Regions from separate parts of the Homo sapiens genome. Here all the other regions are linked to region 1. A link is a contact called in ENCODE Hi-C or POLR2A ChIA-PET data. All regions are on one chromosome and are shown on one strand. The core of a region is the stretch at or near the end of the contact, and the rest is flanking DNA. Distances in the headings are between cores, read along the strand shown.

Region 1 (5,016 bases), core at 729-3,228:
AATGTTTTCACTTAGGTTTCCCAAATTCCCTGCTTCTTCCTTAAAAATTTGTTTGGGGAAGGAATCTAATATGCTTAGCATATCAACTGTACTGTCTTTAGATAATGAGAAATGCGCTGAAAGACTATTTGCCACATTCTCTTTCAAAAATACAAACGTGTTAATTATAACCTCCAAAAAAGGCAAGAAGGATTTCATGCCTTTGCCCCTACACTTTCATCCATTTAGAATACCCTCCTCTCCTTCCATGCTCACCGATTTGGAATCTCTTAGTTTTTGTTTTGAGCCTGTTTCGAATGCTGCCAGAAGCCTGAGGTCCTCTTACCTTTTCACACCATCCCCACTCCCTAACCCCCTGCCACTTTGTATCTCCTCTGTGGCCCTGAGGTATTCTGATTTTTGTCTAAAATCTTAATCCCACCACAAACAAACCAGGGCTACAGGAATGAATCATCTTTATAAATTCCTCGTTTTTTTTTTTTTTTTAAATCAAAAGCTCAATAAACATTTGCATGAGTTACTGACAGAGAAGCAGCTTCAACGCTTTAAAAATGAAACTGAAACCAGCGGAAAATCTAAAACTGAACTCTATCAGTAAACTGAACTCTATCAGTTTATTAACATTACAGCAGGTCTCTGTTCTGGTGAACTCCCTGGTGCTCTTACTGCGTTACCCATTTTTGTTTTTTTCGCTGCACTCACCAGTCTAACAGTATCTGCCCACTGGATTCACAGCGCTGGCACGTGCCAAGCGCCTAATAATTGCTCACTGGTTTGGCGGCTGACTACCCAGGAGAGGAAATTAAACACAAAGGCAGTATTGATCATATTCAGTAGTGTTTCGTGCGTTTGGTTTGGAAGTGGGGATTGGGGAATGGCCAATCACTTCCAAATTTAAAATATTGCTTCCTGGAAGAAAATGGACTCCTCAAAGACTGGATATTTCATGTCTGTAGTCCCAGGACCTGGCCCTGCGTCAGGCACATTGTAGGTGTTGAAAATGCACCTGAGGAATTCTGAGTTGCGCGGAACTGTGTATTCCGAGCACAACGCGTCGTTAAAAACCAAACAAAGCAGAACAAACTTCGTTCAGAAGCGACTCCCGCTATACTTAGAAACTAGAATTGACCCCTGGCTGCAGGGTTCCGCTTTACCAACACACCGCAGGGAAAGGGCTTAGAAATAGTGAAAGCGGCCGGGGGCGGCGGGTCACGCCTCTAATCCCAGCATTTTGGGAGGCCGAGGCGGGTGGATCCCCTGAGGTCAGGAGTTCGAGACCAGCCTGGCCAACATGGTGAAATCCCGTCTTTACTAAAAATACAAAAAATTAGCCAGGGTGGTGGCAGGCGCCTGCAATCCCGGCTACTCGGGAGGCTGAGGCAGGAGAATCGCTTGAAACCGGGAGCCGGAGGTCGCAGTAAGCTGAGATCGCGCCATTGCACTCCAGCCTGGAAGAGTGAAAGCATGTAGGCTCTCGTTTCATGAAGACAAAGATGAGGATCACACCCACAACGACACAAACATGGTCTCTCAGGGTGACTTAGAAGCGAAGGAACAAAGTGCGCTGCCTGGGGAGGCTGGGTCTTGTAGAAGCAACAGGAAAGTAGAACGTGGTGTGGAAAGGGTTAAAACTGGCGCTCGGCGGGATACAGGGCTCTAGGTGCCTTAAAGAACACGCGGACACACTTGTTTGGCTTCTGTCGCGCTCCGTAGAATGAGTTCCCTGGGCCTCGGTGGGCCACGCCTCCGCAAAGAAGGACAACGCGAAGCTGCCCGCGTAGTGCCTGTTGCACTCGCCAAGGACCGGCCTGGCAGAGATAGAAAACTCGCAGTACGTTTGCCTCAGAACCGCCTCAATCCGGAAACAGAAACTCCCCAGGCCCGGCACTGCGGGAGCCACCTCTTTCGAGGGTGGGAGTGCACATGCGCACAGGGGACCTGAAAAACCCTTAAATACCGGCATGCGTGCGGATGAGGCCTCTTTCCCTGCCGCCGCCGAGTCGCGCGGAGGCGGAGGCTTGGGGTAAGTTGAGCGAGGCGGCAGGGGGGTGTATTGGTTATAATTTGTGGCTCGTTGCGTTCTTGCTGGGATTCGTGACGAGTATCTGGTTCTTTAACAAGTCAATGCTTTTGTTTTTTAGTGCGTTCAAGATTCAACTTCACCCGTAACCCACCGCCATGGCCGAGGAAGGGTGAGCCCAGGGGCCGGGGTTGGAGTTGGGGTCGGGGTGCGGCTGAGGCGTGGGGCTAGAGCTGGCGGAACAGGACTGGGTCAAACGGGTCGCCGTAAGCGCGTCTGTTGTACACTTAGCTTTTGCTGAGTGCAAGGCCTTATGTGGTGTGAGGATTTTAACTGATGGTTCTGATGTGTCGCGTTTAAGCATTGCTGCTGGAGGTGTAATGGACGTTAATACTGCTTTACAAGAGGTTCTGAAGACTGCCCTCATCCACGATGGCCTAGCACGTGGAATTCGCGAAGCTGCCAAAGCCTTAGACAAGTACGTGTATCAGTCTCAATACTGTGGGTTCTTGCAACCGGAACAAAACTGCCACCCAAGGGAAGAAGGCATGGAGTTCATGGTGTTAGCGCAAAAGTTCTGAATGGCATCCGTCCTACCGGAAACCTAGGAAAAGGTATCAGAACTCAGATCTATAAAGCCCACTTAAAATGTGTGGGTTGCTGTTTGGAATGGGGATAAGCACTCAAAACTACAGTGTTTGAATGATGACTTTAATTGTCGGATACCCCTTCACTCCTTTTATGAGTGAAACATAAGAGTCTGACAAACCTGTAGGTTGTGGAGCTAGTCAGTCTTATACTTATCTGGCAGATAGATGAGATGGAGAGCCACATTACATCTGGTAGTTTGCAAAACAAGCATTAATTTAATGGAATTTCAAACTCAGGTTTCAGAAGCATTTGGTCCTAGATGAATTTAGTAGTATAATAGCTGTGATTTATTTGAATTTGGGATATTTGTTAATGTATTTGAATGGATCGAGTTAATGTGTTTTTTAGGGTGGTGGCATTGACAAATCAACCTACTCTTGAGCTGAATTTAAATGCAGTTTTAAGGTTTTACAGGACAAGTTCGTTTTGGTGTAATCTAGCCAGTTCAATCCGATGGAAACGGCATTATTGTTTAATGTATTTAGTAGGTCCTAGTATGAGTCTTCTGTATTTCTATTTCGGCATTATTGCATGGCATTTCATAACTGTTCCATTAATGCCACAGTCTTTTTTTTTTCTTTTTTCTTTTTTTTTTTTGAGACAAAGAGTCTTGCTCTGTCCCCCAGGCTGGAGTGCAGTGGCGCGATCTCATTGCAACCTCTACCTACCAGGTTCAAGCGATTCTTCTGCCTCCCGAGTAGATGGAATTACAGGCACACGCCACCATGCCCAGCTAGTTTTTGTACTTTCAGTAGAAACGGGGTTTCGCCATGTTGGTCTCTGGCTGGTCTGGTACTCCTGACCTCGGGTCATCTGCCCCCCTCGTCTTCCCAAAGTGCTGGGATTACAGGAGTGAGCCATCGTGCCCGGCCTTTCACATGTTTCTTTAGGTATATGAAGCTGGCTTACAAGAAAGCTATTATGGTTGGGTTTTGGCCAGAAGTTTTAAAAATGACTTACACCAATTCAGTGTGTCAGGGACAGAGGTTTTACTGAAGACCAGTTGTAGGTTAATTGAAGATGTATATGCTCCCTAGCAGGTTCTTCAGACTCAAGCAATTTTGTACGCATTTATGTGTTCAGTGGATTGGCTGCTTATGTTTCGCAAGTGTTAGTGCAAAGATAACCCTCCTAAAATGCAAGAATGATGGATTTGGATCTGAGTTTTAGCTCCATTTTCATTGTAATTTGAATTTCAGGCGCCAAGCCCATCTTTGTGTGCTTGCATCCAACTGTGATGAGCCTATGTATGTCAAGTTGGTGGAGGCCCTTTGTGCTGAACACCAAATCAACCTAATTAAGGTAAGGCTGCTAAGGATTGTGTTGGGACTAATGTTCAGTGATGCTTGTATATGGGGGTAAATTCTGTGAAGTCTCAAGCTGTTCATTTTGTGCAGGTGTAAACATTACGTGCACCTGATACTGTCGGCCATTTTAAAGATGATTGTAGGTAGAAGCATTTTATACCTGCAGAATTGAATCCTAATTTTGACGTTGGTATACAACAAAGATTAGTAGCAGGCTTGTAGGTGATCTTAGTGCTGTACATGATGACAACTGGCTCCCTCTACTGAACTGCCATGAGGAAACTGCCATGTCACCCTTCTGATTACAGCCACCTTTTGGGTTTCATTTAATTTTGGTAGTGTTAATGTCTATTAATGTGATTTTTTTTTTTTTTAACCTTTCTCCCAATAGGTTGATGACAACAAGAAACTAGGAGAATGGGTAGGCCTTTGTAAAATTGACAGAGAGGGGAAACCCCGTAAAGTGGTTGGTTGCAGTTGTGTAGTAGTTAAGGTAAGTCACCGTTTATTCTAGGGATGAAGGTTATGCTGGGTAATCATATAAAACCTTGTATTGAAATAAGTTGAGGATCTTATAAAAGGAAAAAACTGATTCAACAGGTTTAAAGCATTTTCTGCATTTCAGGAAAAAAATAAAAGCTGTAATTTACAAGCCAGCCAATGAATCTGCTTACCTGATTGTGTTTGTGCAGACATACTTTAAAAACTGGCAATAGTAAAGCCATGTTACGAGCCTTAAGGACATTGAAGTCGTTAAGGTCCCTGAGAATGGCTATAACAAATCTTAGTGATGGGAAACATTTTTATAAGACATAGCTAATTGTTGAAGCTCCACTATAATTGATACTAATAGCTTGGTGAAATTCCTAAATATTAACAAGAAATTGCATGCGTGTTTTGTTTTTTTTAAGGACTATGGCAAGGAGTCTCAGGCCAAGGATGTCATTGAAGAGTATTTCAAATGCAAGAAATGAAGAAATAAATCTTTGGCTCACATTCCTCATGTCTGGCTTTTTATTTGGGGCAGTAAAATAAGGT
Region 2 (5,016 bases), core at 905-3,404, 1.8 Mb after region 1:
TGCAGTGAGCCGAGATAGTGCCACTGCACTCCAGACTGGGTGACACAGTGAGACTCCATCTCAAAAAAAAAAAAAAAAAAGAAAAAGAAAAAGAAAAAAGTATAAATGGTAGTCTTAGAAAAAATTCTAATCTACCTAAAAGATAAGCTATTGTTACATAGATATAACCAACTCCATGTATTGAATTTACACAAAAATAATGATTGCGATGAAAACAAAGGTTAACATTGCTTTGATTTGCAAATTATTCTATTTGTGACAAAGACTTCTACCTAACCTATTATTTGTGAAGTTATTTCAGTATTTGAAATAGAGATTAAAAATATTGTATTTTCTTGGCACGATTGAAGTTTGGAGGGGTTGAAAGTGAATTTACTTTGAGGCATTAGGTTCTTTGGTATGGGCAACTATGATTCAATTTATTAGAAGGATATTGGTGACCACAACACACCAAATCAATGGAAGTCTGAAGGAGCAGTTCCAGAAGTAGAATAGGAACAAGGAAAGAGACTTTTGGCAGGAACAGTTTCTTCCCTCCTTGTATCTGGGTTGAAAGTCCAGTTGACCAGGCTTAGATCTTAGAAGGCCTTCCCTCCAGATCCTTTCAACAGAAAGAATCTGTCCAGAGGCTACTCTTTACTTTCATTGAGGAAGAACAGATTATCTGAATTTTCTGATCTACTAGAACTCTCCACAATGGGGGAAAAGCAAATCCTCCAAAGGAAATGGAAGATGTTGATAGGAAGTGGAGATGGATGTTGGGTGACCAATATTAACAAAGGTCCCTACGGACAGACTTGTTTCCATATTTGACTCTGCCACTTGCTATACAAATTACTCCACTTTCCCAAGTCTATTGTAAAATGAAGGTAATGGTAAACCCAACTCCACAGGATTGCTATGAAATATAAATATAGCAATGTTTATAAAGTGCCCAGCATAATAACTGTCACATAAGTATGTCTATTAAGTTTCAGTAAATCAAACTTTCCTTTCTTATTTCAGTGATGCCTGTGTTAGGCTTTTCTATATTAGCTCCATGTATATTTACTTATATATTTCTTACATTCATGTGTATTAGTATTTTATTATCAAAGTATGTACTTCCAGAGAAAAAAGATCATGCCTCACTTTAACCAGTGCCATTTGCTTTTGATGATGACAGTGACAATAACAATAATAACAGGGAGGCATTGTCCTAGTAATTAGTTTTAAGTACTTTTTGAGACTTTAAAAATAATCTACATAATATGGTATTTATACACATAGTCAATGGTTATAGTTATGTTTAGCATATAGGTATCCATTTTCTTTTTCATGGTCACGCTGAGGGACCCTGATGACACATAGACCATATTGCCCTTACAAGGCTCTTAATGACAGAATGGTTGGCATAGCCTTACTTTCCTAAATAGTTTGCTGATTCACTTGTTCCATTTTTAGACATCAGCAGATCGGCATTGGTGACATCTGCTAATTATTTGGTTTGACTCGTGACTGGCATGAGACTTCCATCTGCATCAATCAGTAAGACATGATTAGTGTGAGGTTAATACCACCCAATCCATGACCAATTTGTTGTAATGAGAAGCCTTGTTTATTTATCGGTTTTCCCCAGAGGTAATCATTTGTTGGAAACATAGCTGCCAAAAGTCACATTGTCTTCGTATTAATAGCTTATCAACTCTCAAATTGCATTGACCTACCCAATTACATATTTAAGACCTTCTGCACCTCTCTTACGGTTTCCACCTCTCATTTCTACCTGGAAACAGTCTTGGAAGACAGCTGAAGACTGTGCTTCTATGGTTCGTCCTTCCTTGTTTCCCTAGTACAATATTTTGAGACATCCCCTCAAATGGCCCTCTTCTTTCTAAACCATCATCATGTGACAGTCACAGCTTCATTAAGACATGTTAGTTACGCTTCCTGGTTTAATTCAGAGTGAATTAAATCATACTCAATAAACTCACCAAGAGTTTTGTTGGTTTCTTGTGTAATGCTTGGGTAAGATTAGAAAGGCAATGACCTCCAATCATGGTAGTAGCTAATTCCTTGTTTAATACTTTAGGTCAAAGTGAGTGCACATTTCACCATTTTGTGGTCTACCAGAGCAAACACAGAAGAATGCTTTCTGCCCCCTGGTGCTCATTGTCTGCTACTGCAGCAGATGAGTCAGCTGAGATATGTTCCAGACAGAAGCAGAAGGAATTGTGTCTCTACTGCTTATAGCACATGAGCAAAGCCACAACTTTTCAGTGCGTCACATGTCAGATACCTCCTAAATATGCAAGTGTCAGGGAAATGAATGAAGAGGATCTCTCAATTCTGTAACAGGAAGCACCACTGGGGAGAATGGCAGAGGCTCTGGGCTCTGGCTCTTGTTGCTTCATTAGCCTCTCATCTGGGAGCCCTCTGGGGTGCTGGCTGGTCCACCCTGGCCATGTCTGGGTCTCTTGATTATGCCAGGTTATTCCCTGACTCAACACACTGACATGTGCTTCTCTCTCTGCCTAAAAACTTCCTCACCCCCTTCATCTCCTAAATCGTATCTCTCCTTCAGAATGTAGCTGAAGGGCCACCTTCACAGGAAAGTCTCAATCAGGACTTCCTTAAATCTTCTCATACCACCTGATTCTTCTCCTTCAAGGCACCCATTACGATTGTAATTGAATAACTAAATTGTTTAATGAATGTACAATCTGCTAAAATGTAAGCCCCTCTAAGGTCTTATTTACATTTGCATTTCCCATAGGTGTACAACATAATTTTTAAATGAATGAATGAATTCTGAAGCGAAAACATAACATTCTTAAATTTGACAGCCCTTTTGTTTGCAGATAAACCAAAGCCAGGCTTATCCTGGAGTATAATTTCAAAGATAACCAGGGGAAGAAGAGAGGAGAAGATAGGGAAGGGGTGGGACTGAATTGGGTCAAGGTTCTCTTCATTCTGTCTCACCAAGGAATAGTTGTACGCTAATGTAATTAAATGCCAAAACTAGCTTGCAGAAACTTTTCTCTTTTCTCAAAGTTCTCTAAGTTTACAAAGAGTAAGCATGCTTTTCAAATCCTACTTATTTTTTATCCTTTGCCTATAGTATGGATCCACCCTCCAAGACTCTGAAAGTTTTTAATTGTAGTATCTGTGCATGGAACATAAGCTTAATTACTAAGGCAATGCCCATTGCTTTGTAGGGCCACGAACAATGCTTTTCATTACTGGGCATAAAGTACTCTGTTGTTATTTTCTCTATAGCCTTATATTGGAATAAGCAATAATTGTAGTTTATTCTTTACAGATGGAGGCAATAAGCACAGACAGATCTGGAACCCTTGCCTACTGTGACATACAGCCGCAGTAGCAGGCAAGCCTGGGTCAGCTCCAGAGCGGCAATGGAGGGAAATTCCCAGGACTCTGGGTGTCTTGGAAGTTTCCAAGGCCTGCAACTGATCACAGATCCTGGTTTTCCTCCCATTGGCTAAAAAGATAATAAATACAAGTTACAGCTTGACTACTGTCTGAAAAAATCTTGTAATGGTTAATGGAAGAAAGAAGAGAAAGTCCAGATGTTTGTTTTTTTTCCCTGCTTAGTGTGAGTTGAATGCTAACTTGAGACTAGGTCTAAAGTAGATCAGAAAATGCTTTCTCTTTATAAGTCAATTCATACCAGAAAAAATATAGGACACAGACAATGCCCAATAGTTACACTGGGACATGGAAATGGAGAGGAAGGGGAGTAACACTTGTGGGGTTGATATTATCATTTCATCATCTATCTGAAATATCGCACAAGGGAGGGAAAACTGAAACAGTAAAAGCCACATACAGATTCCACTGTTTTTAACATTACATTTGTTTCTCATTCATTTAACTTTCAATAAATATTTATTGAAAACTCGCAATATACTAAGCTTTGAAAACACAACAAAGAATAAAATGAAGCCCTTGGTCTTTTGGACTTTACTTTTCATGGGCAGGGTACAGATAGAGAACAAGGCGGAATAATGTTCAAGTAAATAAGCCAGGTAATTTCAAACACTAATAAGCGTTACAATCATGATAAAGCAGGGCGATGTGATTGAGAGTGGCTGGAGGTGAGGGTTTGTTTTAGATCTGTGCTGTCCAATACAGTTGCCACTAGCCATATGTGCCTCCTGAGTATTTGAAATGTGTCCAGTCCATGTTGAGATGTGCTGTAAGAGATGAACTGAATTTCAAAAACTTAGTATGAGAAAAAGAATAGAAAATTATCTCATTAACATTTTTATACTAATCGTTGAAAATATCTTAGATATACTGGATTAAATAAAAATATCATGAAGAAGGATTTAACCTCTTTTTATGTGCTTTCACTGTGGCTACTTGAGCATCTAAAATTGCACTCACACTTGTTCTTTACCTTTTTGTACTGAGCAGCACTATGGATGGATAGTGTCGTCAGGGTGGGCCACCCAGCCTCTTAAGAAGATGATAATACACTTAGGAGGAACTGGGCATGCAAAGGTCTCAGGGCAGAGTAGTGCAGGCAAGGAGAACAGCAATTGCGAAGAACCTGAGGTGGGAACCAGCTTGGTGAGTTGGAAAAGAAAGAAAGCCAGTATGCCTGGAGAGAAGGCCAGGAGACAAGGAGGTCAAAAATAAGGTAAACCCCCGAGACCAAGGCTTGCTCATGCAGGGCTTTGTAAATGAGAGTAAAAAGTTTAATACAAGGCTGGTCACAGTGGCTTGCACCTGTAATGCCAGCACTTTGGGAGGTTGAGGCAGGAGCATCACTTGAGGCCAGGAGTTCAAGACCAGCCTGGCCAACATGGCAAAACCCCGTCTCTGCTAAAAATACAAAAATTAGCCAGGTGTAGTGGCACACTGCATGCCTGTAATCCCAGCTACTCGGGAGACTGAGGCAGGAGAATCGCTTGAACCCGGGAGGTGGAAGTTGCAGTGAGTGGAGATTGCACCCCTGCCCTCCAGCCTGGGAGACAGAACAAGACTTCACCTCAAAAAAAAAAGTTAAAC
Region 3 (5,016 bases), core at 1,359-3,858, 1.8 Mb before region 1:
ATTTGGAAACCTCCAAGTGCTAGCATTATCTAATGATGGACCCAGGCAGTCAGTAAATCGTTAAGAACAGGTATGAAAGTGAGCAAACTGCCCTAAAGCTATCTCCTGAAAAACAGCAAGAGATATCTGAACTTCCTTCTTTTATATTTAGATGGTTATTTTTTTGGTGGCCTCTCTTCAGATTCATCCCCTAAATTAAATTTGCTTCTTTCTACTTGGACTTAAATTTCAGATTTGAAATATACACACTTAGTTGCTACAAAATGCTCCCTGGCAGTTTACATTTTTTACAAAAGTTAGGAAAAATTTTACTGAAATTATAGCTTTAACTGATTTTTTAAAATCACTTTTAATCTTTTTTAAGGATCACCATGCAACGTAGATATATGAAGAGTTCGAGGGACGTGGCTCAATTCATCCACGAATTTTCTTTCGAAGGTTTTTGCAAAAAGTGCTCTCAACTACTTGGACTAGTGGTTAAAGATTAAAGAACTGTTATGACTAAGTCTTTCTTACAGAGGGATGTTTTAAAAGGAAAGAAACCGTCCCTTCCCGTTACTCTAAATGAGCAGCCTCTTGTTCTCGGCAGTCTGTCTGCACACAAGACCACTACTGACTTCAGTGGGAATTCTGCCCAAGAAGTGAGGAAGACAGGATAGGATTAAATTAGCGCTAAATCCACACCATTGTTCCAAGCCATTACCACTTGTACAGTTCTCCAATAACCTCCAAAGAATAGATATCTGAAGTTTGATGGTGGTTCTTAAATTGAATTAAAAGAATGACCACTCGAGCTCTGACAGGTGACACAGCATAGCTCTTCAAAAGTTGTGTCAAACTCACAGCCTAACGGATGGAGCCAGTTGGCCCTTATCACAATTCAAGATTGCATTGCAATGCAGCCCCCATCAGTGGCTGCAACAGCCACCCAGTGATTTCTCACAGCAATGAGCCTGCAAAGGGAAACTGAATAGGATTAAGCACTATTCGTTCCCCCACTGAAACCTGTTCAAAGCTTGAGAATTCTAAATCCTAGCCCCTGCAGCATAGAAACTGACTCAGTTTCCCTCAACTGCTAAGTCCAAGGTGAAATCTGACAGAACACCAACTGAAATGCTAATTCTCAACAGCGTTATAAAGAGACCAGATAAATAATGTATTCCGTTGAAAAAAACAATAAAAACGTAGGGTGGGGGAGGAAATAAAGACTGAAAAACTGAGGGGAAAACCGCGAAAGTCGTTTTTTTAAAACAGCTTAAATAACAGTAACAAGAGGAACAAGACGCCTGGCACACACATGCCATTTCAGAGGCAAGAAGTTCAAGAAACTGGGGAAAGATGTGATTCAGAAAAGCGAAAATATAGCCACAGCTCCTCTAGATTCCACCTTCTCTCCCATCCACCCAGGGATCTTAAAATTAAGGGCAGCTGTGGTGTTGATGGGGCAATTCAATGAAAGACTACCCGGGTCCGTAGGGAGGGCTCCATACGCAGACCCCTCCCCAAAATAATAGACTCTAGGCAGTAGTTCTTCTCACCAAACCTCATTTTATTTATACATATATATAAAAAAAAAAACTTGACCTCAGGGGAGGTGAGCGATCTAGAGAAGCATAACTGATGTCCCACCACAGACCTCAGGCTGCTGGGGGCAGCGTCTGCGCCTGGGGATGGCGTCCCCAGACGCCGACTTCAACCCTGTCGCGCTCCTTTAGGTTCTCCTCGCCCTTCCCCGCTGCTCACCTAAAAATGCTCCCAACCCTCGGCCCCCAGGCGCAGGAGGAGAAAAAACAAGCCATCTGTGGTGAGATGGCCTGGGTGTGGGAATTGTAAGGATCGGAGCACGAAACACGCGTCCCTCTCCGCAGCTCCCAGACGGCGCAGGCGGCAGCTGGGGGCGCGGACGCGAGCCTACAGCGGGCCCGACCCGCACCGCGCGTGGGGCTGGCGCGCCGCCCTCGCCCGGCTTCCCGCAGTCCCCACGCGCGCGGCCGGCCCGCGCTTCCCCTCCTAAAACCTTCCTCCTGAAGGGCGACGCCGCGGCCGACCCCCTCCCCGCGGGGGGGATGGAGCCGGATTTTTCCCGCTGTTGCTCCACGGGGCCCGGACGCGTGACCTGAGCCCACGGCACCCCGGGGGGGACGGCGTCCTCCCCGTGCCCCCGCCTTTCCTGGCTCCGCCGGGACGCGGCCCCGGTCCCCCGGAAGAGGGAAGAGGGGGACCGCGGGGAGCAGCGAAGCCGGGATCCGGCCCGGAGCAACAGGACCCGGACCCCCGGGCAAGAATCGGGTCGGGCAGAGACCGGGAAGGAAAGGAGAGAGGGAGCCGCAGAAAATCCCAAAGCCGGGCCCCCTCTCCCCGCCCCCCATCCCGGTGGGACCGTCCCGCCACCGCTTCCTGCCCGGAATCAGCTTCCCAGCTGCAGCCAGAGGAAAAATCTGAGCCGCCCCTGCAACCCCACACTGACCAGTCGCCCGGCCCGTGCAGCCCCGCACGCCTCCTTACCCCGACGCCGTACCTCAGGAGCTCGCTCGCCGCGGGACCCGTCCCTCTTCAGTCCCAGCCGCCGGCAGCCGCGCCTGCCTCCTCCCTCCGCTAGGTTTCAAATTGAAATTCCCTGACTGGGGCCGTCAGAGGACTCTGAGGGCCGGCCCCGCCCCCTCGCGGCGGAAGCCCCTCCCGCGACCCCGCCGGACGAGCCCCCGGCGCGGAAACCCCCGCGGGCGGTCCCGCCCCCGACGCCCAGGCCCCGCCCCTGCGCGGGCGGGGGACCTTTCCCGCGGGATTCGGCAAGCGCGGCCGCGGAGACCCGGGGGTGGAGGACGTCTTTCGCCCTCAGGGCAGCCCGGATGACAGCTAATGCGCCTGGGCAAGGCGTTCTCAACTGCGATTCCCGGCCTTAAATGTCCTCTCAACTTTTAAAAGTTATTTATTCAAAGTGCATTTGCTGACTAAACCTTCACTGAGCGCCTTCCTAGAGGTAAACACTGGAGCAGAGCCTGGAGATGCAGAATAAGGAAAACTGGGTCTCCCTCAGTCTAGAGTGGAAAAAGTGCTTTCACAGGAAGGGCATTGAAAAGGAACCATTTATTCTTCCTGTGGGAGGGACAGGAGGGGTTGGGGAAACCCCGTGGAGGAAAGGCCTCCCCAGAGTAAGTAGGATTTCTCTGGGCAGAGGCCTGGGAATCTGGATTGCAGAGCATGACCACGGGTGAAGAAGAGTCTGGAAAAAACCTAGTTTGGGGCTAAATTGTGGAAAGCCACAAGCACACACACGCTACCCTTCTGGTTCTTTTCTTTTGTACAATGAGGTCAATATGTTTCAGATTCAATATATTTCATCTTTTGAAGGTTTGCACGTCAAGCTGGTGTCAAACAACGTGTCCAGCTCACTGCCTCCAGCATCTGCCTCACACGCACCTCTTATCCCTTTTACTCCTCCCACTTTTATTGAGGTCTTTAGTGATTCCACCACAGCCAAAGTCGTCTCCCTTTCTTTCCTAAACAGAACCTTTTCCAAAATTAACAATGTCAAATGAAACCTCAGTAACAATACCTTCCAGTTAACAAAATACATTCACATATTTTATCATCATTTGATCCTCACAATCACCCTATGAAAAAGGCAGGCACGTTTGAGCTCCATTACATCAAAAAGATTTGGGAAGATAAATTATTTGCCAAGGTCCTTCTAGTAAATAATACAAATAATAATAGTTAAGGTTGATTGTGTGCTTTATGTGCTAGGCATTGTTCTAAGTCCCTTACATGTATTAATTTAATCACAATCCCATATGCTAAGTATACAAGTTAAATTTTATAAGGTGTGCTAAAACAGAGCAGAAATCTGATTAGACAGCAATTCTGGTAAAGGAGACCTGGGAATTTAATGAGAAAATACTATTATTTTCTCATAATAAGAAATATGCAGCAGATTTACAACGAAACTAATGAAACAAACTTCGGGATCTCTCATTTTCACAAGCCTTGAAACTAACTTTATAATTTTGTATTTCATTTTGTGTTTTTTAAAGAGTCCCTAAAGTCATATAAGCTTTTGGGCCCATAAAACATTGAACCACCCTGATGGAGCCCCCTTTAAAATGCTAGTGCAAAATAACATAAATATAGGCATAGTTAATAAAATATAATGCCCTTCTCATAAGAAAGGATATGCTTACTATACTCTGCGTTGAAGTACATGAATCACTCCTATATGCCACCTCTTAAGAAGAAATTTTTCCCTCCAAAAGAAAATATTGATAAGCTAAATTATAACCATAAATGGGTGACCTTGAAAATGTGGGAACCAGCAAGATTTAGCCTAAAGAGATGATTAAAGGTGATAAAAAGGTTGTCAAATGTATAAAGGCTATTGTGTGAAAGAAGAATTGAACTCTGTTTTTGGACACAGCCTTACATAGCCCTGGCATTTTAATGGAATGGAACAGATTCAGTGAGGACCTAGCAGGAACTGAGGGCAGAAAAATCAAGTCCCAGAAGCTATAAGGAAGTGAAGAAAACTGATGGAAGTGGCATCATAGAGATTTAGCAAACAACAGGTGGTAGTCCAGACAACCAGGGAAGTCTAACAAGAAGAGAAGAGGGGTTTGAACAGAAAGAAGGACAAAGTCCTGGAATAGGTGACATCCAAAGACTCAGGCAGGCGGAAGCACTGTCAGGACTACCAGGCTGCAGTTCAAGGGCAGAATGTTAATCCCCAGGAAAACACTCTAGGTAGAACAAGATTGGGTCTTCCTGCTAGACACACTGTAGTAACAGGCAAAGGACTGACACAGAGAACAAGAGAAGAATATAGGTACTAGTCCTGAGAGCTACCACATCCAAATTTACCATAATAGCCTCAATCCTGGGCACTATGTGCAAGCAAAGTTAGTCTGGAAGTATGGACTAGAAATGTACCCAGGACCTCCTTAGTGCCCTTACTTACCAACTCACCCCCATAGGCGTGGCCTCTGGAAGAGCTTGATCTCACTATATCCATGAGTCATCATT
Region 4 (5,016 bases), core at 1,795-4,294, 1.4 Mb after region 1:
ATAAAAAGAATAGCTTTGTGAAAGTTTAGGAAATGGAGTAGAGAGATGAGTTTCATGATTACAAAACGTTGTATTATTATTAAAAAAGAAAGATGTGCATTTGAGCCCGCTTTCTCATACTTCTTTCAGTGTAAAACTATTGATGAACTTGAATGCATTTGTATCCCACTTATAGTCTTCAATTCTAATTTGGTGTTCTGGTAGAGTTTCTCTGGACTTTTGCAAAAATAAAGCTCTCTCATACTAGTTCAAGAGATGGTTCATGTTGCGTCACTGGGTAAAGAGGAACAGGTAGTGTCAAAGTTCCCTTCTGAGGATTCTCCTTTAGGTCCCATGAGCATCAATCATTATTTCTATTGACTAGTTTCCCCAATAACTTTCTCCCAAAGTAAATGAAAATCCACATGCCAGGGCAGCACTATGTTGAACTTGTCAAAGACCAATACTGAATATGCCAGACACGGTTATCTTCAGCTACCATTTTGAAGGCCTGAACCCTCATAGAGGTATTAACGAACTCGAAATTGCATACTTGCATATGTTGTAATCATTTTCACCCTGCTTTCCAAAAAGAAAAAGAAGAAAAAAGCAATAAATATGGGATTTAAATATAATTCATGCAGAAATAGGCCAAAACATTCCTAAAGACTCTAAATTTATTCCTAATCACACTGATGCCAAACTAAATTGGCATGGTTATTCTACTAGATTCTGATTCTTTTTTTTTTTGGCCAGAAATTTGCTGGAAAAACACAGAACTGGAAAATCCATCCAAGATTAAACAGAGGAAAAATATTAGAAAAAAATATTAAATAGAGGAACAAAAACCTATTTTAGTTGTAGTTATAAATTTCTAGAAATTCATCTTTGAATTTAGAGAAATACATCAGTGTCATAGTAAAATAACCTTTATTCTTTATAGACACCCTTTTCTGAAACCAAGCAGTTGTATTCAAAACAAGTCCAAATTTAAGCAAGAAAAAATTGTTTTAATAATAGAACATTTTAAAAAACCAATGTATTTCTGGCCAAGAGTGGTGGCTCACGCCTGTGATTCCATCACTCTAGGAGGCCGAGGCAGGCAGATCACCTGAGTGATCAGAAGTTCAAGATTAGCCTGGCCAACATGGTGAAACCCCATCTCTACTAAAAATACAAAAAATTAGCCTGGTGTGGTGGCATGTGCCTGTAATCCCAACTACTCAGGAGGCTGAGGCAGGAGAATCGCTTGAACCCCAGAGACAGAGGCTGCAGTGAGCCAAGATCGTGCCACTGCACTCCAGCCTGGGCAAGAGAGCAAGGCTCTATTTCAAAAAAGAGAAAATAAAATACAAATAAAAAACCAATACATTTCTAGCTTGTAACTAGAAGGAGAGACAAAAAGACCAACTTAAAAATAGTAAGTGTAATGAGAGTATGATGTGAAGGAGCTGTTAAGTGATCTCAAATTAATGGTGCTCAGAAATGTGAACTTCTGGAATTCACGTTTAAAGACTAATTGGAGGGCCGGGTGTGGTGGCTCATGCCTGTAATCCCAGTATTTGGGAGGCCGGGGCGGGTGGATCACCTGAGGTCAAGAGTTTGAGACCAGTCTGGCCAACATGGTGAAACCCCATCTCCACTAAAAATACAAAATTAGCCAGGTGTGGTGATGCATGCCTGTAATCCCAGCTACTCAGGAGGCTGAGGCAGGAGAATGGCTTGAACCTGGGAGGTGGAGGTTGCAGTGAGTTGAGATTGCGCCATTGCACTCCATTCTGGGCAACAAGAGTGAAACTCCATCTTATAAATAGATAAATAAATAAGACTAATTGGAAAACTTGGAAATTATTTAGAAGACAGCTCCAAGGATGGCAAAATGAGTCAAGTATTGGAAAAAAAGACCAATGAGGAGAGGCAAACAAGACATAATTAATTTTCTTGAAGAGAAGACCAAATGACAATTGAAGAAGACAGTCTATGAATTTATAGAGAGCTTTATATACAGACAGGGTTGGTTATCATCGCTGAGTATAAAACAAGGGAAACAGGCTTGGTGTGTAGCATAATGGCTTTGTTCGACACAGTAAAGCTAACTAAATGTCAAAATAAGATGCAGGTGGAGGTTGAGCAGTCTTTTCTAAAGCCATGAATAATAAGATAGCAGCTTCTTTGTATGGCTCTGACTGAAGGTGAGAGATGTGCTATGTAAGCTTTCACATCGCTTCCAGGGCTAAGATTCAGGTCCTTGGGGAATATCTTCCTGAATTCAGGGAGTTAATGCCAACTCTGAAATCAAATTACTGGAACATAGTAAAGAAAGCGGGGGGAGGAAGCAACTAGAATCAAGATGAAAATGTAACTTCAAACCCTGTTTAGAAAAAAATAATGAGATTACTTTAAAATAATAAAATTTATTATTAAAAATTTAGAGAAGTTTTGACAAGGAGGAAGTGGAAAAAATAGATATTTTTATTTATTTATTTATTTATTTATTTATTTATTTATTTATTTATTTTTGAGACAGTTTCCCTCCTGTTGCCCAGGCTGCAGGGCAATGGCACGAGCTCGGCTCACTGCAACCTCCACCTCCAGGGTTCAAGTGATTCTCCTGCCTCAGCCTCTCGAGTAGCTGGGACTACAGGCATGCACCACCATGCCTGGCTAATTTTTTTTGTATTTTTGGTAGAGAAGGGGTTTCACCATTTTGGCCAGGCTGGTCTCAAACTCCTGACCTCAGGTGATCCTCTCTCCTCGGTCTCCCAAAGTGCTGGGATTATAGGTGTGAGCCGCCGCACCTGGCCATAGATATTTTAGATAAGGAACAAGATCAAGCATTAAACTGTGAACAAGGTATTTCTAATTAACTAATTTTTTTTTTCAAACACAGCCTTAGGAAACGTGACTCCAACCATGGAGAGTTTAGGTCAGCCCTGATTTTGAGGCCACATGCTCCATCCTCACAGGTGGGTGAGGTCCCTTAGTTGGTATTGTTTGATGATTCTATTAGTTCTTGACTTTTCTGTATATATTTTAATGTACAGTAAAGGGATTGTAGTATTGGCAGGTTTGTCCCAAAATAGACTGTGAGTCAGTTATGAAGGAGGGGGATTCCAGGAACTAGAATTTAAGAGTGAGGAAGTTAAACACAAATTTACATATGACTCAGTACTAACACATTTTACATAATATTGGGTACTTTCTCTTCCTGTAATTGCCTCTATGCTTCATTTGTTGTTTTCACCAATAGCCCTAAATAAGTGGTTTTAAAAAACATTAAGGGAGGCTGGTAGATCACGCCTGTAAGCACTTTTGGGAAGCTGAGGTGGGCGAATTGCTTGAGCCCAGGAGTTCAAGACCAGCCTGGGCAAGATGGCGAAACTCCGTCTCTACAAAAAATACAAAAATTAGCTGGGCATGGTGACACGTGCCTGTAGCCCCAGCTACTTGGGAGGCTGAGATGGGAGGATCACCTGAGTCTTTGAGGTTGAGGCTGCAAAGAACAACAATCTCCCCACTGCACTCCAGCCTGGATGACAGACCGAGACTCTATCTCAAAAATAAATAAGTAAATAATGAATTTTAAACACACACACACACAGACCCACACACAACCATTAAGGGATGACTAATTTGGGGTGTCTTGCCAGCAATTCAAATGTCTAAAATAGCCTTATTCTAGCATTGAATGTTAAAGCCTTTTTCTTTAGACAGACTAATTGCAGAATGAAATGGTTTGCTACCTGTTGAGCTCCAATTCTCCCCTTCTCAAAAAATCAAGAGGCTATGAACTCGCAAGTGTTAATGGGATTCAGATAGAAGCCATCACTGCTATTTTAAATTTTCCTGTGTCTCCCACTAACATTATATCCAAACATCAAAACATCCACAACAATCATCCCCAAGGTTGCTGCTGTATTATTTATAAATGAACACATTGTTGGGTGAATACATTCCACTTTTGAAATTAATTTTCTTTTTCTTTTTCTTTTTTTTTTTTTTGAGATGGGGTCTCACTCCGTCACCCAGTTTGGAATGCAGTGGCGCGATCTCAGCTCACTGCAACCTCTGCCTCTGGGGCTCAAGCGATCCTCCTACCTTAGCCTCCCAAACAGCTAGGACTGCTGGCACATGCCACCATGCCCGGCTAATTTTTTTGCATTTTTGGTAGAGACAGGATTTCACCATGTTGCCCAGGCTGGTCTCAAACTCCTGAGCCCAGGTGATCTACCCACTCTGGCCTCCCAACGTGCTAAGATTACAGTCATGAGCCACTGTGCCTGGCCTGAAATTAATTTTCACTGGTTTATTTTCATAAAATAACGCTGGACACAGTGGCTCATGCCTGTAATCCCAGCACTTTGGGAGGCCAAGGCAGGCAGATCACTTGAGGTCAGGAGTTTGAGACCAGCCTGGCCAACATGGTGAAACCCCATCTTTATGAAAAATACAAAAAATTAGCCAGGCGTGGTGGCATGCGCCTGTGATCCCAGCTACTCAGGAGGCAGAGGGAGGAGAATCGCTTGAACCCGGGAAGGCAGAGGTTGCAGTGAGCCAAGATCGTGCCACTGCACTCCAGCCTGAGTGACAGTGAGGCTCTGTCTGAAAAACTAATAAATAAATAATATTTTCATAAAATAAACTCAATTTCAGTTACATACAGTTTTTTAGGAAAGTGCTTTTCTTTTGTAGCTTTGTTTTTTCCGTCCTATTGCATAGTCTGGCTTCACTGAAATAGCTTTCCACCAAAATATTCTCTTCTCTCAAGCAATAGTATACTGAAGAGAACAAGTAAGTTATTTATTTGCAAGCCCATAGGATTTAAATTAGAATAAACTTGTCCTTGAGAATAATATACTCTAAATAATTCATATGAGTCACAAAATTTTATACCAGAAAAAGTGTGTAAAAAACATCTTATTCCCCAATATTATGATTCCCTCAGTTTGTATGACTTAATAATTCTTTTTTTAGAGTATAATTGTTCCAGAGTTCAGAAATTTTTAAAAGAGATTATCTGTATCTCTGGGAAAAGAT
Region 5 (5,016 bases), core at 1,566-4,065, 1.4 Mb after region 1:
CGAGTAGCTGGGACTACAGGCGCCCACCACCACGCCCGGCTAATTTTTTTGTATTTTTAGTAGAGACGGGGTTTCACCATGTTAGCCAGGATGGTCTCGATCTCCTGACCTCGTGATCTGCCCGCCTCGGCCTCCCAAAGTGCTGGGATTACAAGCGTGAGCCACCGTGCCTGGCCTTGCTTTGGACTCTTTATTTGTCAACTGGGCCCGGTAGGGAATTGAACACGTAGCTAATGCCTGTAGAGCAGTAAGTCAACAGCAGAGCATGACCGGTGGCCCACCTTGAGCAAAAAGCTATCGACTCGTTTTCATCTTCTTCCTTCATTAGATCATGAGGGAGAAGAACTCGGTTATCTCTGAACACCTGTTTGGCCCTTGGAAACCTTGTGGGGTAGGAGAGGGGGACTGAGGCAAAGTGAGGTGAGACCCAAGAGCAAGGATAAGAGGAAAAAAGCTCACAGCTTTCCCTTGGGGAAATCCCTGTGCGAACTGGAAGGTCAGGGTAGCGGGGGTGCAGCAGGCCTACAGGGTGCTTTTGCAATTAAGGCAGCAGCAACATCAACTGTTTGGGGATTCCCTGATTATTTGTTAAGTATTTGTGTGGAAGACCTAGAAGAGTGAAAAAGTCCAAACCTTTGGACTCAAGATCTCCAAGGATGGTGCCACCTCGCTTTCTCCCACAGGTAATATCACAGTGGGGTGAGCTCTAGGAGTGGGCTCTGCCACACAGCCCCAGAGCCTGCTGGGCCCTTAGGGTGCTAGGTAGACACTGGCTCAAGAAGCTTCAGTCCAAGCTAGGGATGAGCTCCTTCAGGGTCCCTTTACTGAGCTCACTCTAGACCTGGGTCAACTCCAGGTACTCTCAGAAACCAGATGTCCCAGCCAGGTCAGCTTTTTGGGAACATATCCACTTATTTAAAACATTCTCCCCAGCACTTAGGGAAGCCGAGGCAGACAGATCACTTGAGGCCAGGGATTCGAGACCAGCCTGGCCCACATGGTGAAATCCCATCTCTACTAAAATACAAAAATTAGCCAGGCATGGTGGTGCATGCCTGTAGTCCCAGCTACTCAGGAGGCTGAGATGGGGGGATCACATGAACCCAGGAGGCGGAGGCTGCAGTGAACCAAGATCACACCACTGCACTCCAGCCTGGGCGACAGAGTAAGACCGTGTCTCAAAAAAAAAAAAAAAAAAAAAAAAAATTCTCACCCTCTTGTGTGGCATTCTCCTAAACTTCACAGACTATTTCTCAATTTCCATCTCAACTAACTGCTTTAGGTCGGCCTTCTTCATCAGGCTCTGGAAGGGCGAAGTTGTCTGCTTTGTCCACTACGATATCCTGAGCACTCGCAATAGAGCCCAGAGTAGGCTTTCAAATATTTCTGGAAAGAATTACCTGTAACTGAAGACAAGCCAAATGTCAGGACAAATAGTCCAACTTCACAGGACAGGCAATAAATACAGGAAGCATTACTTCATAGCAATCCTTGCAAGATGAGTAAATTGCAAAGGATTTCCTTGGATGGATTTATGAATGACAGACACCATAAAATGCTGCTAAAAAGGCCTGGAACGTAGGTTGGCTTTAAGACCATCCTATACTCCCCTGGAGTCAGAAACCACTGCTGTTGGGAGCAAACCACTAAGCAGGAAATTACAGCAGGATTTTCATGGTTTTCAATTTTAAACTAACCCATGATTACCCCCTTAACCAAAATATACAAAATAACACATGACACAATATATGTAAATATTTTTCAAGGTTTTATTGCAAACCAAAATCAGTTTATCACACACAAAAAAAGTTGTGTGATGGGATGAGGGAAGGATTGTACGTATTATAACCATGTTAATTACAGTACATTAAAATGGTGGTTTACATTACAAATAAGCCTGTAAGTTTAAATATACTAGTGTTATAACCCAATGTACAGACGTTCTTTATACAATACATACAATTATCAGGAATGCAAAAAAAAAAACATAAATAATGCCCATTTTACAGGTGACATTTTAAACAATGAAAAACACCAACGGCTCTGACTGACAACTGGGGCATTGGTCCATAAAAACCCTTTCTAAAAATAGAAATATTTGTAGCAGCAATGCTTTCTTTAAGCATCTGAATACGAGTCATTGCAAGACCATTTCAATAAATTTTAGTTATTAACCGTATCTTACAAAAAAGTCTACACATAAATTTATCTTCCAAATATGGAAGAAACAAACAATGTCCCACGTTGTAGTGTCCTGCAAGTGTCACATTGATGCTTATAACAAAATCCATCTGTGATCAGGCATACCACACTCACACGACGGTTCACACAGCATATCCACAAGGGAAAATAAAGAACTGAAACACTGCGATAGGAAAAGCTTTGGAGCTAACACAATCTCTTCAGAAAAGGCACATTTCATAATATTCGTCATCACAGCCCAGACAGATCTGCAGGAGACCTTTTTTAGAACAGCGTCCGCTTTCTAACGAAACTCCTGCCTCCGTCTAAGGCGGCACTCTAACGCTCGTTTCAGAGATAGCACCACGTTGGAAGGAAGAATAAAAATGAAAACCTCATGAGCTCACTGAGGAGAATGTGCTCTTCAAAAAGCTTCCAGCGAACAGTGTGCAATAAGATTGCTAAGCTTCCAGAGATGTGCAAATTCTCTTGTAAGATGTCCTGTCAGCTGGCGGCTCCACCAAAAGGCTAACTAAAACATTCGGAAACACACATAAAATCCTTTAAAACCAAGCCCTAACAGGGTTCAGAGGAAAGAGTCCGTGGGAGGCGCATAGGAAAAGCCTAGGAAAGCCTCGGCAGCTTCCTTGACGCTGGCTGTGACGAGGACGCTGTCAGGGGACTTGCCAATGGAGTTGGGGACAGGCTCTTCGGTAAACTCGGGGTCAAAGTGCCGTAGGTCGTTGGGCCCACTCTGTGACGGGAAGGGAAAAACACTCTTGTCAAGAACTCACACTAGACACAGGACAGGGAAATCTTGACCAGGCTTTAAATACCAAGTTTAAGTCTTATATCAACTTCCATAATCACCCACTTCAAGCACAAAATCTCAAAAGGCTACACACAGTTAAACATAAGAATAATGTTCACTTGTTGCCTTTTGGTGCTTCGAATTGATAAATGTGTCTAAAAATTATGGGAGCCTTGTTGGGACACAAAAATGTGCTTTTTATGTAGGTAAAATAACAGGTTTATGGAGAAAACATCTGCCAATGTATTCCTTCCAACCCTCCCCCAGACAATTCTGAATTAAAATAAATGCCCTTTGGGCTTCTCTATACTTAGAAGAGAGACAGATACTCACCACATTTGGGTTAAAAGGGGGAGTAATCTTCTTATTAATGAGATCATCCCAGTTAATTAAGGAGAAGAAGACATGACTCTTAATCTCCATCTGTTGATAAGAAACCCAAGATTAATTTAGACAGGTGCATTCAATAAGGGCAGGGAGGTCTAGTGCACGTCCCGGCCGGCCCAGGAGGACAGGAAAACATCACTCACGAAGTCATCCTTGGCCCCGAGCCGCTTTGTCCTGTCCTTCTGCAGGAGGCCCTCCAGGAGGTGTCTTGCGGAATTTGTAATATTTGGTTTCAGCTGGAGAGGCTTGTTCAGAATGTTGTCGTACATTTCAGCTGTGTTTCGGCTATAAAAAGGCGGCTGAAAGAAGGGGAAAATTACTTTAGACTTAATTGGAAGTTTCATATGGCACACATTACCAGTAGAGAAAAAGATATAAACGGCAATAAATATTAGGCTCGATTTGAGAAACTCTCCCCACCTCAATGCTTTCTTTTCCCTTGCTATTTAAGTGTCTACTTTGCAACCCGTGTGTGTGTTTGTGTGTGTGTGTGTGGAGGGTGAGGGGGTAGATGTTAATAAGTGGTAGTTTTTCACCACCACACAGGTTCAATGTGGTCCTATCTAGTAAAATGTGAAATGCACAAAAGAACCAGGTAAGTGATTATTCTTATGAACTATAAAATAACCAATATGCCTCTTAGCTGCTTTTGATAAGCGTACTGGTAAGGGCAAGACACCATGGCCAAGCATGGGCTGTGTGAAGGCAATATTGTAGGGAGCAGGCAGTGTTCCATGGTTCCCAATGTGCCACTCACCAGGCCATACAGCATCTCATACAAGACAGCTCCCAGGCACCACCAGTCCACAGTCCTGTCATAAGGCTGCTTATGAAGCACCTCAGGTGCGAGATACTGAAAAACAGACCAGGGAAACAGCGTTTAGAACCTGCGAAAGCAAGCAATCCCACGACCACACATTTAGTTTGAAAAAGCTGAGAGACCCAGAGCCAGCTTGGAAGATAGATATCTTTAGATTCCTTCCTGATAAAACTGCTGGACTTTTTGAGGGTGACTGGCTACCTATGTGTACTGACATTTAGGAAACTGCTGGGCACTTGATATCTCTTACTTAGGGATTTAGAAAGTTTTTATGATGCAGATCTTACTTACAAACAGCTACTTTTCAGTAAAGGAACAGAAGGACTTGGGATTTCTCATGCTACATCAAACAGCAAATGTATTTTATTTGCACTGAACTGTATTAAGAAGTCTCTGAGAGGAGTTTACTCTTTTTGGTAGTTAAGTGCATGATTGTACATCTCTCTCTTGGAAGGCGGGGGTAAACCAGGCACCAAACCAAGACAGCGCCTACCTCCGGCGTGCCACAGAAGGTGGATGTTGTGCTGTTGTGTTCAATGTTCTCCTTGCAGAGTCCGAAGTCAGTAAGGACAATGTGTCCCTGTGAATCTAGCAAAATATTCTCTGGTTTTAAGTCTCTGTAAAAAAGTGAATAGAAAAGTAGTTGCACAAGTTAATTTCACTTCATAAGATATCCTCTTAAAGATAATTGCTAAAGGTATTAGAGGCATTTTAGGTTCACTGTAGTTGTGTAGTGAAGAAAAAAGGGAGCCCTTGTTCTGCTCATCTATTCTGGATTAGGCACAATCCTACTTGGCTGGTTCCCCCTTGGCACTTA
Region 6 (5,016 bases), core at 1,324-3,823, 1.1 Mb after region 1:
AAAAGTCAGGTAAGAACTTTTAGAAATGATCTCATACTTTCAAATCACGAGTTTTCTATTTCGTGCTTTGGAACAGAAATGGTCAACTTACCAAAAGGGTTAATACAGCTTCTCAAAAGTGCTTGTCTTCTCACAGAATATAGTTTATATTTTGGGAGAATTTGGCACAGCTTAAGTTACAGCTTAAATGACTTGCTCAGTAGAATCCAACAAGAAGTCATTTCTCCCACCCATTTGTCCCTAAGTGTTTATTAGCAGGGATAGACACAAAATTTTAAAAGAAAAAAAGTATTTTTCATATGAATATTCTCTCTCCAAGACTTCATATCAAGATACATAAGCAACAGTATTCTTCGACTCTTACTCCCAAACTGGAAGCCATCTTTTACAGAATTTTAGAAACACTCCAAAATTTATTATCAGCCCACTAGCCTTTCTCAGCCCAAATGTCTTACTGCAAGATAAATGGACATGGGACTTAATTATTTCTTATATGGCTATGAAGAAAAATAATTGCTAAGCATAAAAACCAGCCTATGACATGAGGCTAGTTTTACATGCTTCCAGAAATTGGTACTTTTAAGTTTCCAACATTGAAAAATATACAGACAACAGAAATCTTTTCAGTGGTACATATTACTATGATTTTTACTATCTCCCCAGACAGCCTGAGCAGTCCATTAACTAAGGTGTAACAGAGACCCAGAGCCAAAAAGAAAAAAAAATGGCTCCAACAAGAAAAATCACAGCTTAATGTATGCAGTAAGGCCATAGTTTGGATTTATAATAATTATCACATTCCAGAGCCCAAATTAATTATTTGTAGTTATTTTGCAGATATCTTAGTAGCTACACACACACACACACACACACACACACATTTCACAAAGTATTGGCCAATGCCCATTTTCACATAGCTCTTTAGTCTAAAAATAACTTTAACTTTCATGTTTTACCAAGACTGAGAAAAGGGAGAGCAAATCAAAGGAAACTAGTTGAGGAATTAGTGAAGAAATTTTTAACAGGCCTGCTGGGTGTTCTCTCACTGCTGTCTTGAACCTCAGATTAAATTATTATACTTTCTGTGTTGTAGTACTGGGTCATTCGTATGTGAAGACAAAGGCAACTTCAACTTGATATTTCTGTCATCCCTGCTGTGGGAAGAGTCCTTTTCCTGGTTTATAACATCAATCATTCTCACAATAAATCTTAGGGTGGATGTGGTCATTTAAATCTCCACCTGCACAAACAACAGAAAATAAGAGAGCTCATAAATCTCTACACTGGTGATTAACAAATTTTGGATCCTCAGCGAAGATATTATGGAAGAGGGGTCGCTAATTCATTAATAAAGACTGATTTGCTGACAACCTGTTTAGTTTACAGCATAGGGGGAAAGCAAACAAGACCCTGCTAGCAAAACAAAACGTTAGAGGTTAGTGAATTCCCAGCTGAGCCTAGGATTAGAGATATGATATCTTAATGTAGGAGAAGCCTTCAGACCCTAAGCCAACCACTCAGAAACCACTCTTACATTTTGCTCCAGCCCCTCAACTTCAATGCCTACCTGCAAGGGAAGAAAACCTGGCAAAGAAATTGTAAGAGAGATTTATGCCTTCAGTCTCCCTGGTTTCATTGCACCAATTTCATCCAATCCCTAGGTTCTGTTTCCCTGTGCTTTTTCTACCTACTTCCCAGGAGACTTTCTTATTCTCTAGGAAAGGTGGTTCGAGCTGGGGTTAAAGATGGAAAAGAACCTTTCTCAAAAGGATAGTCTTGCTTTGTGTTGTGTAATGTCAGCTTCATGTGAGGAACACTGGCACCTAACAGGCTGGAAGAAGACAAAGACAGCAGCATTGAAAGGGACGGTGCATCACAAAAAGTGCCAGGCAAGGTGATGTCTGAGAGCAACAAAGACTCTCAAGGCAATATTAAATGCATTTCTAGAAAAGAAAAAAAAACCGAGGGGAAAGTTTCCATTTATTAGGAAAAGATGATCAACTAACATAATGTTTTCCACACACTCATACTGCCCTCTCATTCCCTACCCACTCCCACTAAGCTGTGTGTGGTTGGGTTTGAGTGTGCAAATCAAGTATGTTTGTGTACACGTAGGCAGTCCTTTGATGTCTTGAAAATGACCAGGTGTAGGTGAAATGTTTTATACTTACTTTTCCATCACCATAAAGATTCTAGGAAGCACTTGTCTTCATTTATCCCGGGGAAGGTGGAAGATCTCGGTAAAGCCTTGGAGTCTTATGAGGTGTTGGCAGGATGCGGTTGATACTCCCTGTATTTTAATTCGTGTTTTCTTGGGAGGAGAGAGGGCATGGAGTGTAGGTGGAAGGCCCAGAAAGAGCCAAACGATCTAGTCGTTTTTCTAAAGTTCTCAGTAACAACCAGTTGTGACGTCTTAAGAGAGAAAGAAGGCCTTTTACAGATGGACAGAACATGCTGCTTCTCGGCCCCGGCCACAGTTGGGAGAAGGTGGCTGGTAAGTACATGATGCAGTTGAGTTGATTTACATTACAAGTTGCAAATCAGGGTCTGTGCATTGAGTTTCCCTCCGGTTGTGAAAGGGGTCTAAGCGCTTTGCTGGGGCCTGGCAGGCCCCTCCCTGGGCTGCAAGGATCCGCCCCTCTATTCCCCAGATAAATTCCTAGTGTCCACCAAATTCCTCAGCGCTCGCTCACCCTCCTCTACGGCCACGACTCTGGGAGTGGGGAAACAGAGAGCCGGTTCCTCTGCTGCAGAAGTCCTCGGGGTTCCTTCTCACAACTCTGCGAAGGGGAAAGGGTTGTGAGACCCAACCAGACCCCAACTCCAGCTCCCAGCAGGAGGTGGCTGCGCCACACTCGGGAGGCCTCTTGGTTTCAGGGTCTCTCTGTCTCTCTCTCACCCTCTTCCTCGCTTTCTCTGTCTCTCTGTCTCTCTCTCTCTCTCTCCCTCGTCCACTCCCCCAAACATGTCCACCGGCTCCCTCAGCGATGTGGAGGACCTTCAAGAGGTGGAGATGTTGGAATGTGACGGGTTGAAAATGGATTCGAACAAGGAATTTGTGACTTCCAACGAGAGCACCGAGGAGAGCTCCAACTGCGAGAATGGGTCTCCCCAGAAGGGCCGCGGCGGCCTGGGCAAGAGGAGGAAGGCGCCCACCAAGAAGAGCCCCCTGAGCGGGGTCAGCCAGGAGGGGAAGCAGGTCCAGCGCAACGCCGCCAACGCGCGAGAGCGGGCCCGCATGCGAGTGCTGAGCAAGGCCTTCTCCAGACTCAAGACCACCCTGCCCTGGGTGCCCCCCGACACCAAGCTCTCCAAGCTGGACACGCTCAGGCTGGCGTCCAGCTACATCGCCCACTTGAGGCAGATCCTGGCTAACGACAAATACGAGAACGGGTACATTCACCCGGTCAACCTGGTGAGTGCTCCCGGGGCTGCAGCTGCAGTCCAGGCGCGCCCGCACTCCCGCCTGCGGTGGGCGCGAGTGCGCGCGGGGCTGGGAGTGGGGGTGTGGGCGCGGCGGTGACTTACACATCTCGACCACCGCGGGCCTAGAGCCTCCAGGGACCGGAGGCGGGCGGTCTAGACACGGCCCTCGCTCTCTGCCCTACCAGCCCCCGGAGCGGGAGTGATTTATGCGAGGGTTTGACGTGGCAGCCCAATTAAAAGTTTGCAAGTGTGTTGAGCTGGCACAGAGGAGGGATCCCCCGCTCCCGCTCCATCGCCATCCTCCCTGGGGTGCAGTGGCTGCTGCGGAACTGAGAACACTGACAAGACGCTGCGAGCGGACAGGCATTTTGTTAATCCTTTTTTCTTCTTTTAGCAGAGAGTGGAACTTGATTTTCCTTTCCTTGTAAATAAAAACACCCAACTCCGTTTCTTTCACAAGCATATTTAGGACCATTGGATAAGGACACATCTATGCCCCCCAAATTGTCCACGTAAGCCCTTAACCGCTTAAATATTCTGTGCTTCTCCTATAAGTGGATTAATATTTTTAAATCCCAGAAGTTCTAGTAATGATCAGCAAAATCAGTAAATCCTCACTAGTATGAGTGTAATAAATACTAAAATAGGTCACTCTCACCCAAGATTTAAGAAATGTTACCTTTTATCTTAAAAAGTAATGCCCATTGAGCCTAATTTTTTAACACAAAAAACTGATAATCATTGAGTCTACTTTTTTCTCAAATGTATTTTACTGTTTAAGAAATATATCTTAATTTTTTTCATTTGATTTTATTTTAAAACTTCTAAGATCTAAAGAAAAACAATAACAACAACTTACTAGGATCTCTGTTTGTATATGATAAGAATGAGAGATTTTTCCTTTTAAAAGGCAAGTCTTATCAGCTAGCACTAGAGCAGTAGTGAGAGGGGTCTGAATTGTCTTCTCACCGAATTGGTTTCTGGAATTGCTGGAGAAGAAGATGCAAACCCACATTTTACCATGAAAAATGTTTTCTCTCCAATTGAAAGTTTGGGGTTTTTCCCCCCCAATGAGTAAATAGCTTTTTAAAATCTCCACCTAAAATGAAAGTGTTGCCTCGAATATTTACAACTGCTACTCTCTTCATCTTTGAATAAGAAACTTAAATGAGCTTTATTATAAAACAGCCCGGAGAAAGGAAGAGAAAGCATACTTTCTCAGTCCAGCATGAAGACGATCTTAAATTAAAAGTCAATGTAGTATAGCATTTTTTTTTCCTTAAGAGGTGGTGATTAATCTAGAAGCTGTAGTCAAAGCCGGTGTTTGCGATGGAAGAAACGAAAGTCGGACTAGGGAAATAGATGGTGATGAAAGGCGATGAAAGCGACAGGGCCCTGAAACCCGACCACCGCCTCAGAAGGAGGCCAGGAGGGCGCTTCGCCCCGAACTCGGTGCCCAGTAGGCACAAGGTCGTTCTGGGCTTCCCGGCTCAGACTGCCAAAGCGTCTGCCTCCAGGCAGTGCCACAGCACCACCCACTCTCCCACTCTCGGCTTGCCCGGGGCTTCCTGCATTGAGTCTCACAAGGAA

What was found. Hi-C counts contacts between places; a loop is a spot of excess contacts on that map. ChIA-PET counts read pairs that join two places held with the same protein, here RNA polymerase II (POLR2A). Pooled maps may share reads with other maps.
Region 2: a loop to region 1 is called in a pooled map, with 3 times the contacts of the local background. The contact joins the enhancer-like site here to the promoter of RPS12 in region 1. A Hi-C loop is called at or near these places in 2 of 50 pooled maps. POLR2A ChIA-PET finds 5 or more read pairs at or near these places in 2 of 52 experiments (T-cell and activated T-cell).
Region 3: a loop to region 1 is called in a pooled map, with 15 times the contacts of the local background. The contact joins the promoter of EPB41L2 here to the promoter of RPS12 in region 1. A Hi-C loop is called at or near these places in 2 of 37 single-sample maps with no recorded cell type and 13 of 50 pooled maps. POLR2A ChIA-PET finds 5 or more read pairs at or near these places in 1 of 52 experiments (RWPE1).
Region 4: a pooled map shows a loop between it and region 1 (4-fold over the local background). The contact joins the enhancer-like site here to the promoter of RPS12 in region 1. A Hi-C loop is called at or near these places in 1 of 168 maps with a recorded cell type or tissue (naive thymus-derived CD4-positive, alpha-beta T cell), 2 of 37 single-sample maps with no recorded cell type and 8 of 50 pooled maps.
Region 5: a loop to region 1 is called in a map of gastrocnemius medialis, with 4 times the contacts of the local background. The contact joins the enhancer-like site here to the promoter of RPS12 in region 1. A Hi-C loop is called at or near these places in 5 of 168 maps with a recorded cell type or tissue (CD4-positive, alpha-beta memory T cell, CD8-positive, alpha-beta T cell, ascending aorta and 2 more) and 14 of 50 pooled maps. POLR2A ChIA-PET finds 5 or more read pairs at or near these places in 2 of 52 experiments (T-cell and endothelial cell of umbilical vein).
Region 6: a loop to region 1 is called in a map of ovary, with 4 times the contacts of the local background. The contact joins the promoter of TARID here to the promoter of RPS12 in region 1. A Hi-C loop is called at or near these places in 2 of 168 maps with a recorded cell type or tissue (ovary and prostate gland) and 5 of 50 pooled maps. POLR2A ChIA-PET finds 5 or more read pairs at or near these places in 2 of 52 experiments (MCF 10A and PC-3).

The regions. Positions count from the first base shown.
Region 1 is chr6:132,812,591-132,817,606 of GRCh38, forward strand. RPS12 (ribosomal protein S12) reads left to right here and starts at 1,979. Exons shown (of 6, transcript NM_001016.4): 1 at 1,979-2,023; 2 at 2,142-2,192; 3 at 2,382-2,498; 4 at 3,871-3,973; 5 at 4,370-4,471; 6 at 4,890-4,974. The coding sequence starts at 2,179. The coding sequence ends at 4,952. SNORD101 (small nucleolar RNA, C/D box 101) reads left to right here and starts at 2,717; the gene lies at 2,717-2,789. It overlaps LOC107986644 (a long non-coding RNA gene), which reads right to left and starts at 1,698. Exons shown (of 3, transcript XR_001744345.3): 1 at 703-1,698. SNORD100 (small nucleolar RNA, C/D box 100) reads left to right here and starts at 4,212; the gene lies at 4,212-4,287. It also overlaps SNORA33. RefSeq lists enhancers at 445-514, 944-1,690, 1,605-1,884, 2,315-2,444.
Region 2 is chr6:134,638,982-134,643,997 of GRCh38, forward strand. No RefSeq gene overlaps it. Among named protein-coding and RNA genes, the nearest start is that of LINC03002, 100 kb to the left of the region's middle. Within about 2 kb of position 2,155, at least 11 of the 41 ENCODE cell types and tissues checked have a DNase peak (open chromatin) inside an H3K27ac peak, as active enhancers do.
Region 3 is chr6:131,060,637-131,065,652 of GRCh38, forward strand. It overlaps EPB41L2 (erythrocyte membrane protein band 4.1 like 2), which reads right to left and starts at 2,609. Exons shown (of 20, transcript NM_001431.4): 1 at 2,519-2,609. It overlaps LOC105378004 (a long non-coding RNA gene), which reads left to right and starts at 2,767. Exons shown (of 3, transcript XR_942993.3): 1 at 2,767-2,980. RefSeq lists silencers at 2,066-2,165, 2,506-2,845.
Region 4 is chr6:134,233,092-134,238,107 of GRCh38, forward strand. The region is part of intron 2 of SGK1 (serum/glucocorticoid regulated kinase 1); the gene reads right to left. Among named protein-coding and RNA genes, the nearest start is that of SGK1, 83 kb to the right of the region's middle. RefSeq lists enhancers at 2,710-2,869, 2,910-3,199, 3,340-3,389. Within about 2 kb of position 3,045, at least 8 of the 41 ENCODE cell types and tissues checked have a DNase peak (open chromatin) inside an H3K27ac peak, as active enhancers do.
Region 5 is chr6:134,167,501-134,172,516 of GRCh38, forward strand. SGK1 (serum/glucocorticoid regulated kinase 1) reads right to left here. Exons shown (of 14, transcript NM_001143676.3): 10 at 4,693-4,816; 11 at 4,137-4,232; 12 at 3,523-3,678; 13 at 3,326-3,415; 14 at 1,756-2,935. The coding sequence ends at 2,768. Among named protein-coding and RNA genes, the nearest start is that of SLC2A12, 120 kb to the left of the region's middle. Within about 2 kb of position 2,816, at least 6 of the 41 ENCODE cell types and tissues checked have a DNase peak (open chromatin) inside an H3K27ac peak, as active enhancers do; they include gastrocnemius medialis, where a contact is called at or near this core.
Region 6 is chr6:133,886,433-133,891,448 of GRCh38, forward strand. TARID (TCF21 antisense RNA inducing promoter demethylation) reads right to left here and starts at 2,574. Exons shown (of 9, transcript NR_109982.1): 1 at 2,172-2,574. It overlaps TCF21 (transcription factor 21), which reads left to right and starts at 2,681. Exons shown (of 2, transcript NM_003206.4): 1 at 2,681-3,415. The coding sequence starts at 2,966. RefSeq lists enhancers at 2,229-3,142, 4,394-5,016.